Regions from separate parts of the Homo sapiens genome. Here region 1 is linked to region 2. Evidence: read pairs that join two places in POLR2A ChIA-PET (ENCODE). Cell type or tissue: endothelial cell of umbilical vein. All regions are shown on one strand.

Evidence for each region. Peaks named below come from ENCODE experiments on the same cell type or tissue, not always from the same donor. Only the 100,000 strongest peaks of a DNase experiment are listed, where the experiment ranks them.
Region 1: POLR2A ChIA-PET joins it to region 2 with 5 read pairs; 1 of 35 experiments calls an interaction of 5 or more read pairs at or near these places.

The regions. Positions count from the first base shown.
Region 1 is chr1:68,176,502-68,180,501 of GRCh38, reverse strand. The region is part of intron 2 of WLS (Wnt ligand secretion mediator); the gene reads left to right. The region is part of intron 9 of GNG12-AS1 (GNG12, DIRAS3 and WLS antisense RNA 1); the gene reads right to left. Among named protein-coding and RNA genes, the nearest start is that of MIR1262, 5.1 kb to the left of the region's middle. In endothelial cell of umbilical vein, no CTCF peak of the experiment used is centred here; DNase peaks (open chromatin) are centred at 1,181, 1,401 and 2,361; H3K27ac peaks cover 4,000 bases.
Region 2 is chr1:67,878,344-67,882,343 of GRCh38, reverse strand. All of the region lies in intron 1 of GNG12-AS1 (GNG12, DIRAS3 and WLS antisense RNA 1), which reads right to left. Among named protein-coding and RNA genes, the nearest start is that of GNG12, 47 kb to the right of the region's middle. In endothelial cell of umbilical vein, no CTCF peak of the experiment used is centred here; a DNase peak (open chromatin) is centred at 1,963; H3K27ac peaks cover 912 bases.

The DNA.
Region 1 (4,000 bases), 300 kb before region 2:
AAGTAAGGAACCAGCAAGTCTAGACACATTCCCAAAGACATTATGCAAGCCCTGCCTCAGTTTCCCTCCCAACACTCAGCTTTTCCTCAACATCTTGCTTTGCCCATTATTCATATTTTGACTAGAAAGAAAAGCCCAGGCTTGACCTAACAAGCAAGATTATGCCTTCATTAAAGTTAAGGCTTGGGAGAAGATTACAAATATTTCAGTTTAGTATCTTAAGTTGCTGTCACATGGAAAAGAGTTCTAATAGCTGAAGTTGTTTGCTGATGAAAAGGTTGCCTCTACCAGTAGTGAGCAGCCTGTTACTGGTAGTGGTCAAGCAGAAGATGGTTGGTGAGGATCATAAGGATGGCCACAGTGATAGCTGGCATGGGGCAGTGCTTTCTTTGCAAAGTACCATCGCACTAGAGATGCTGTTGCTTGTCTTTGTTGTCAGTCATTTGCTTGGCCTGAACTTGGCCTTAACTTCCCCCTCCCTCAGCATGTTCCACCACCTCTACTGAATGGGCAACTGGCCATATGATCAGTCCCCAAGCCATAACTGATCAGACTAGCAGTGGTCCCTTGGCCAAAGGGGAAGCAATCAAATTCTCTCTTATAAGAAATTGTGTTTCAGTAATTCGAGATCTACCTTTATTAGCACTTAAACTGAAAAGCCATGAGAGCCACCTGGGCAGTCATCATTCTACACGTGCACAGAGAAGCCGTGATTGTTGACTGGCAGAGTGGGAAGACCAGATGCAAAGAGGAAATGGAGATGAAGACTATTAGTGTAATTACAATAGACTATAAGAGTTGACTTTCCTCCTGACAGCTTTCTATTCCTGGTTTCAGACCCTCCAGCTTCTCAGCATTTTCTGCCCTTGATTTTCCTAAAGCACTCCTGTATCCCTCCAGCTGATTTCTGGTTAAGTTAGTGGGGGTGAAGTCCTGTTACTTGCAAACAAATGTTCGCTAATTAAGACAACGTTTATTTCATCTGATCATCGGAACAATTATATCTGGCAGAGTGAGGACACTGAGGATGACAGAGTTTACATGATTTGCCAGTCTCCCAGCTGGGAAGTCGAGAGGCTATGAGTGTACATGATGTTAGGACTCCAGTGCCTTGATCCCACCATGAGTCTATTGACAGGGCTATGGAGTGCTTCCTGTTCTGAGTGGGAAATTATACTAGACGACCCCTAAGGTCCCATCTACTCTAACTCTCTGAAGTTGAGAGTCCATGACTCACTTAAGATTCTCTGACTTTATAAAAAATCTCATTGGTATCCTTTGGTTTTGTAAATAGATGACTTCAGAGACCCTCAAGTGAAAACCATTCTAGAAGATAGTGCTCAGTCAAGACAGATGCTCTTGTTAGAGGGTGAGCTTAGTGTTGAAATGAGTGAATTTTCTTTTCTTTTGTTACATGCGACCTTGTGTTCATTTCTACTCCTTAGGTAGGCAGACAGGGTTGGTGTACTGGAAGTGTATTTTTAGTCTGACATTAAAAAATGTATCATAGACACCAACACAGGAAGCAGTTTTTAGGTGAGTCAGTGTATAAATAACCTCAAAGAGTTTCATGATGGGATGGTAGATCTTTCAGTTTAGCAGTTCAGTATCTGAAAACCCTTTCCCAATTTCATTCATTCATTCGATAGGCATTATTGGGACTTGTACTACATGCTAGCATTTTGCTCAGGATTTAAGAAATAAAGATAAGTCCTTATTCTTCATAATACAATTTCAGAAACCATCATAACCCTCTTTTGTTTAGTTTTCTCTTTTCTTTTCTTTTTTTTTTTTTTGAAATGTAGTCTCGATCTGTTGCTTAGGCTGGAGTGCAGTGGCGTGATCTTGGCTCACCGCAACCTCCCCCTCCTGGGTTCAAGTGATTCTCCCGTCTCAGCCTCCTGAGTAGCTGGGATTACAGGCGTGTGCCACCATGCCCAGCTAATTTTGTATTTTTAGTATAGACGGGGTTTCACAATGTTAGTCAGGCTGGTCTCAAACTCCTGACCTTGTGATCTGCCCACCTCGGCTTCCCAAAGTCCCAAAGTGCTGGGATTACAGGCGTAAGCCACCACTCCTGGCCTAAGAGTGAATTATTTAAAGGCAGGGACACTGTGTTGTTCATTGTTATATCCTTAGCACAATTCCAGGCACAGTAAATATTCCATGTGTACTCAAAATAATTAGGAGCTCACAGTCTAATTCATGGAGAGAGAATTAAAAAATTACACCAGTGTGTTCAGTGCATTAAGTACCCAAAGGAGTCCATAAACATAGAAGGGGAAATGATTAACTCACGGAAAAGGAAATGTTTTGATTGAGTCAAAGGTGGAGTTTTAAAGGCGTTGGAATCTGTGATCACTTACAATGTGAAGGCAAAGAAACAGTCCAAGGGCAGTCTTATTTTTTTCTGGAAAGTGAAAGAGCTTGGAGAGACAACTCCAGCACTGGGTTAAGTACTTTCAAGCCAGAGTGTTTGGGCTGAATCATAAATTATGAATGTTTGGCCTGCTGCTTATAAATTATGAGACCCTTGGCAAGGAAGTTTTTGAAACTTCCTTGTACTTCATTTTCCTCACTTATAAAATAGAATAGTAGTACTACCTTTATAGGGTTGTTGTAAGGATTAAACTAGAATAGTGTATGTGAGGCTTTTACATAGTAAGTGCTGGATACATATAGTAAATGCTCAATATAAGTGAATAGTTGGCTGGGCGCAGTGGCTCACACCTGTAATCCCAGCACTTTGGGAGGCCCAGGAGGGCAGATCTCTTGATCCCAGGAGTTCGAGACCAGCCTGAGCAACATGGTGAAACCCTGTCTCTACAAAAAATACAAAAATTATCAGGATGTGGTGGTGTGCCCCTGTAGTCCCAGCTGCTTGGGAGGCTGAGGTAGGAGGACTGCTTGGGCCCAGAAGGTTGCGCCACTGCCCTCCTGCCTGGTTGAGATTCTGTCTCTAAATAAATAAATAAGAGTGAGTAGTTATTATTCTCGGACTTGAATAGAAAGGAGGAATTGTGTTCCAGAGAGAGCATAGAAGCCCAGAAACATAGGTGGCAGGGCTGAGTGTTCAGAAAAAGGACCCCGTCCATGGATGTTAGCCACAGGCCTTTCATTACTTCCGGACAGTGGTTATTAACTTCAGGTCAAGGACTTTAACCTTGGGAGACAAATATGCATAGACCCCATTTGCACATTTAGTATTCATATTTCAATGGAAGCCCTGAAGCTCACCCATGGAATTCAGAGGTTTATGAATCCCGATGAGGGTATGCCCCATGAGTACCAAAATGCATGCTGATCAGCACTGAAGCAATTGGATAAAGTCCTAAAATAGAAGATGTGGAAAATTCTTAGCATCCTTAGGAGAATGTGCCCACAGGCATGATTTAATTATATTTGACTATAAACATAGCAGCATGTAAATTAAAATATTTTGAAATGGAAGAATATTAAGATGGGAGCAGAGGTGTATGGGAGACAACCTCTTGGAGTGGAAGAGTGGTAAGAAAAGATCAGGACAAGAGTTAGCAATGGGAACATTCTTTTGGATGAAGGTAACTCAGCAAAGGCATTAGGTATAGAGAAGGAAACGTTGATTATGCATCTCCTCTGCAGGCTCAATGCTAGATGTTCAAGGTTAAATCTCTACTGTCCTCTGTGAGGCTGTTACTGGAGAAAAAGTTTTAAATTTAAACAAGTATGAAATTATGGAAGTTAAGTGACTTCTTCAAAGTGATTTCTAGGTGAGAAAGTGAGGACTAAGACCATATTTTTCTATCATGAAATGCTCTGAAATAACATATGTGCAAAGGACGGTAAGCCCATTTGTTGGGCTGTAGAAAAGTGTCCATATTAGAGAAAAAAGATGAGCTGCTGAAAGACAGAGGGCCTGGTAGGTGAGTTGCCTTGATGACCAGCTAAGAAATTTGGAGTTTGTTTCTTAAGAAAAGGAATTGAACATCACATCTCTAGTGCTGAAATAAAATGTGGAATT
Region 2 (4,000 bases):
AGCTTAGAGGACTTTTAGGGGACTTAAGCAGATACTCCCTTCTGCTCAGATCCTAGGTCTCTGGATCACTGTGCTTTTCTGCCATTGCTGGCTTGGCACCCTTCTCCTCCTGGAGTACACAACTGAAGTCCAAATGGGTGTATCTCTTACACACCTGCTGGTGACTCCAAGGATCACTAGGATCTATGTTGCAGCTCCTGGGAGGTAACCCAGGTCCAGCTCACTGACTAGTCTTCCATGATTCTATCCTTCTGAAATGTGGCCACTTCAAGCCAGGTGGAAAAATACTCCTTACCTCCAAGGCAACTCTATTCTTGTTTCCACTCCCCTTTCCAGGTCTTGGGCAAAAATTCCTGGAGCAAAAGCAAGAACCCACAGAAGAGTAAGTAAGATACGCCCTATTGTAAGTATCCCCCAATAGGGATCATTTGTCCATATCCAAGCCTGCCTCTTTCAATGGCCTCTTTTCTTAAATTAAGTTCCTTCACATGAAGATCCCTGGACAAGTGGACATACCCCACATGGACCTATCCTTCTCAATATACGAACAAGCACCAATGTATGTGTATACCTCCCTCCCATTATACAACGCTGAAAATGGGTTCATTATGTTTCAACTGTGCTAAGTAAAGGCCTTTATTCAAAGCAGATTTCGTAAGATTTTAGACACAGTGCCTTTTTAAGAATCTGCCCGTTTTCCCCTCTCGTGGGTGGAGGCATTACGGCACAGTGTTCAAGAGGATGGACTTAAGATCCAGAATGCCTGAATTCAAATTTCAACTCAACCTTGAACAAGTTTCTTACCCCTCTAGTGCTAGTTTCCTTATGCTTAAAATGGGTCTTTAATAACATATATCTCATAATGTTGTTTTGAGGATGATCAAAATTGTTTGTAAACTGGATCATAAACCAAGCCTCAAATAATTTTGAAGTAATGAATTATTCAAAGTGTGTCCTCTGGAATTAAGTTAAAAATTAATAATGTAAAATTACTTGCTTGGAAATTAGGTAACCCATGGCTCAAATAGGGTGCTCAAGTTTTCCCCACTTGTTTTTTTTCTGTTTTTTGTTTTTTGTTTTTTGAGATAGTGTCTCACTCTGTCACCCAGGCTGGAGTACAGTGGTGCAAATCTCAGCTCACTGCAACCTCCACCTCCCGGGTTTAAGTGATTCTCATGCCTCAGCCTCCCCAGTAGCCTGGATGACAGGTGCGTGCCACCATGCTCAGCTAATTTTTATATTTTTAGTAGAGACAGGGTTTTGTCATATTGGGCAGGCTGGTCTCGAACCCCTGACCTCAAGTGATCTGCCCTCCTCAGCCTCCCAAAGTGCTGGGATTATAAGCGTGAGCCACTGGGCTGGCCCCCCACTTGGTTTTCTAATATGCACTTGTACCCCTCAATTATCAGTAAAAACTGCTGAAGGGAAAAAAAAAGTTGCCCAAGTAGGGAACCTAATCAAGTATAATCTGAGTGAGAAGGCTCCCTTACCCATCACATGCAGAAAACTGAGTGAAATAGGATACTTACAATCATTGCTTGGGCTTCTTTAATCATGTAGAAGCATATGTTCACACTAAACATGAGAGTCACTCCTCTTACTACACATATTTGCACAAGCTCACAACTAGGGCGTGAATTTCTATAATCACTTTCCAAGGAAACAAGCACGTTTTGCAGATTCCTAAAAATGAGGGTTTATAAACAAAGCACAGTTTACCCAGTTCATGCTTTTCTGTCCAATAAATATGGGAATCACAAGAGGGAAAAATCAGGAGACTAAAGATGCTATTTCTGCTTCTCAGATTTACAGACTGGAGGCCTTGCAGGGCAGAAAGGTGCTATCTGACTCACCAGTGTGCTAGCTGGAGGACTGTTTAAATTTTTCCAATTTGCACTTGGCTGGGACCAGAACATTTTGTATTTGCATCCGTGCCCAGCATTTCTGTCACCACATATGATAAGGATATATCTCCTAGGAAACACGAGAGATTGATGATAAAAAGTGAATCATCACCCAGGGTTATGAATTAGCCAATCCTATTCCACACAACAAACATTTACAGAGCAATTATATTTAGTTAGACACTGGGCTAGGGCAACGGTGCCACTAAATGTAAACATCCAGGTGGCTCATTATAGAGAAAGCATTGAATCCTCACATCAATTTCACAGACAGGCTGATATCACAGATAAGACATGAACAATGGACATGGAATTGGAAGGCCTGTGTCCTAGTCCTAGCTCTGGCACTTCTTCACTGTGCATCAGCAGGTTAAGTTTGTCACACAAGGGAAAAAAGAGGAAATCATGCCTAATCCATGTCCAGCCATTTTCAGTGAGATAATGCATGTGAAAGCTGTTTTAGTAAAGTTGAGGAGGTTATTTGTGTAATACTGTGAAATGATCTCCAAGAAAGTATTGTTAATTTTTTTAGAAAGGGGTACAGAAAAAATGCTCAATTTTTGTAAAAAAAAAAAAAAAAAGATAGAGAAAGGAAGAAAGCAAGAAAAAAAGGAAGGAAGGGAGGGAAAAAGAAGGAAGGAAGGAGAAAGACAGAAGAGAGAAGGAAGGAAGAAAGGGAGAAAGGAAGGAAGGAAGGCAAGAAAGAAAGAAAGAAAGAGAAGAAGGAAAGAAAGAAGAAAGAAAGAAGGAAGGGAGAAGAAAGAAAGAAAGAGAAAGAGAGAAAGGGAAAGGGAGAGAGAGGAAGGAAGGAAGGAAGGAAGGAAGGAAGGAAGGAAGGAAGGAAGGAAGGAAGGAAGGAAAAAAGAAAAAAAGAAAGAAAGGAACATCTACGTACTGTTAAATGCATAGAATATGTTTGGAGGTAAACACAAAAAACCAGTAACACATTGCTAATCCCTGAGAAAAGCTACAGTGTCTATAATAATGAGAGAGAATTTTTACTATATATCATTTTGAACTTCCAAATTATGAACCATAGGAAGTCATTAACTATTCAAAAATAATATTCAGTTTTAAATAGATTTAAATATTAAAACAAGTATTCCTAATATGCTGAGTTTTCCTGTGAAGATCAGTGCTCTCAGTATACTGCAAAATTATATAAGTAGACTTTAGTTATTAATGTAAAATCAGTATATTAATCATGATAGGAAAACTTATTTACTAGCAGGGAACAATACCTTGACCCAACAGAGTCAAATCTCAATGGTACAGTGTCAGCTTTCAGAAATGACACAGAGGCCGGGCGCGGTGGCTCACGCCTGTAATCCCAGGACTTTGGGAGGCCGAGGCGGGCAGATCACGAGGTCAGGAGATCGAGACCATCCTGCCTAACACGGTGAAAATCCGTCTCTACTAAAAACACAAAAAATTAGCCGGGCGAGGTGGCGGGCGCCTGTAGTCCCAGCTATTCGGGAGGCTGAGGCAGGAGAATGGCATGAACCCAGGAGGCGGAGCCTGCAGTGAGCCGAGATCGCGCCACTGCACTCCAGCCTGGGCAACAGCGAGACTCCGTCTCAAAAAAAAAAAAAAAAGAAAAAGAAAAAGAAATGACATAGAGCAGAAGAGACAAATTTTTGGTCACAGCCCTTCAGGAAACCTTAAGTTTTACACTACTAGAAGTCATGGCCAGTGATGATGCTGGGGTAGACATAAGCTAAGCTCTTTTCAGCTCCCTTCTTCAAATGACTCCAAAGGAAACAGGAAGTACATGTTCAATAGTTGGTTGGATGAATGGATGGATCATCCACTCTCAACGGCTTATAAATTCAAAATCCATTAGTTCTAGTCTTTACTCTGAAATGAGAATATGGGACTGAGGCTAGAAGTATAACAGAATTCGTGGTCTTATGAGTCATTGAGGGTCCCTGTCTGTGTTCCCCAGCTCTGAAGCACTCTATTGAAAACTTCACAATTCCTGAAGAATTTCTGAAATGTCCCTAGGATAGATGCTGACTCTAATTGGAAAATTCCTTCACCCAGAATCTCCCTCTTTGATTTCCCATCTACTATTTTACTGCCATTTATTTAGGTCT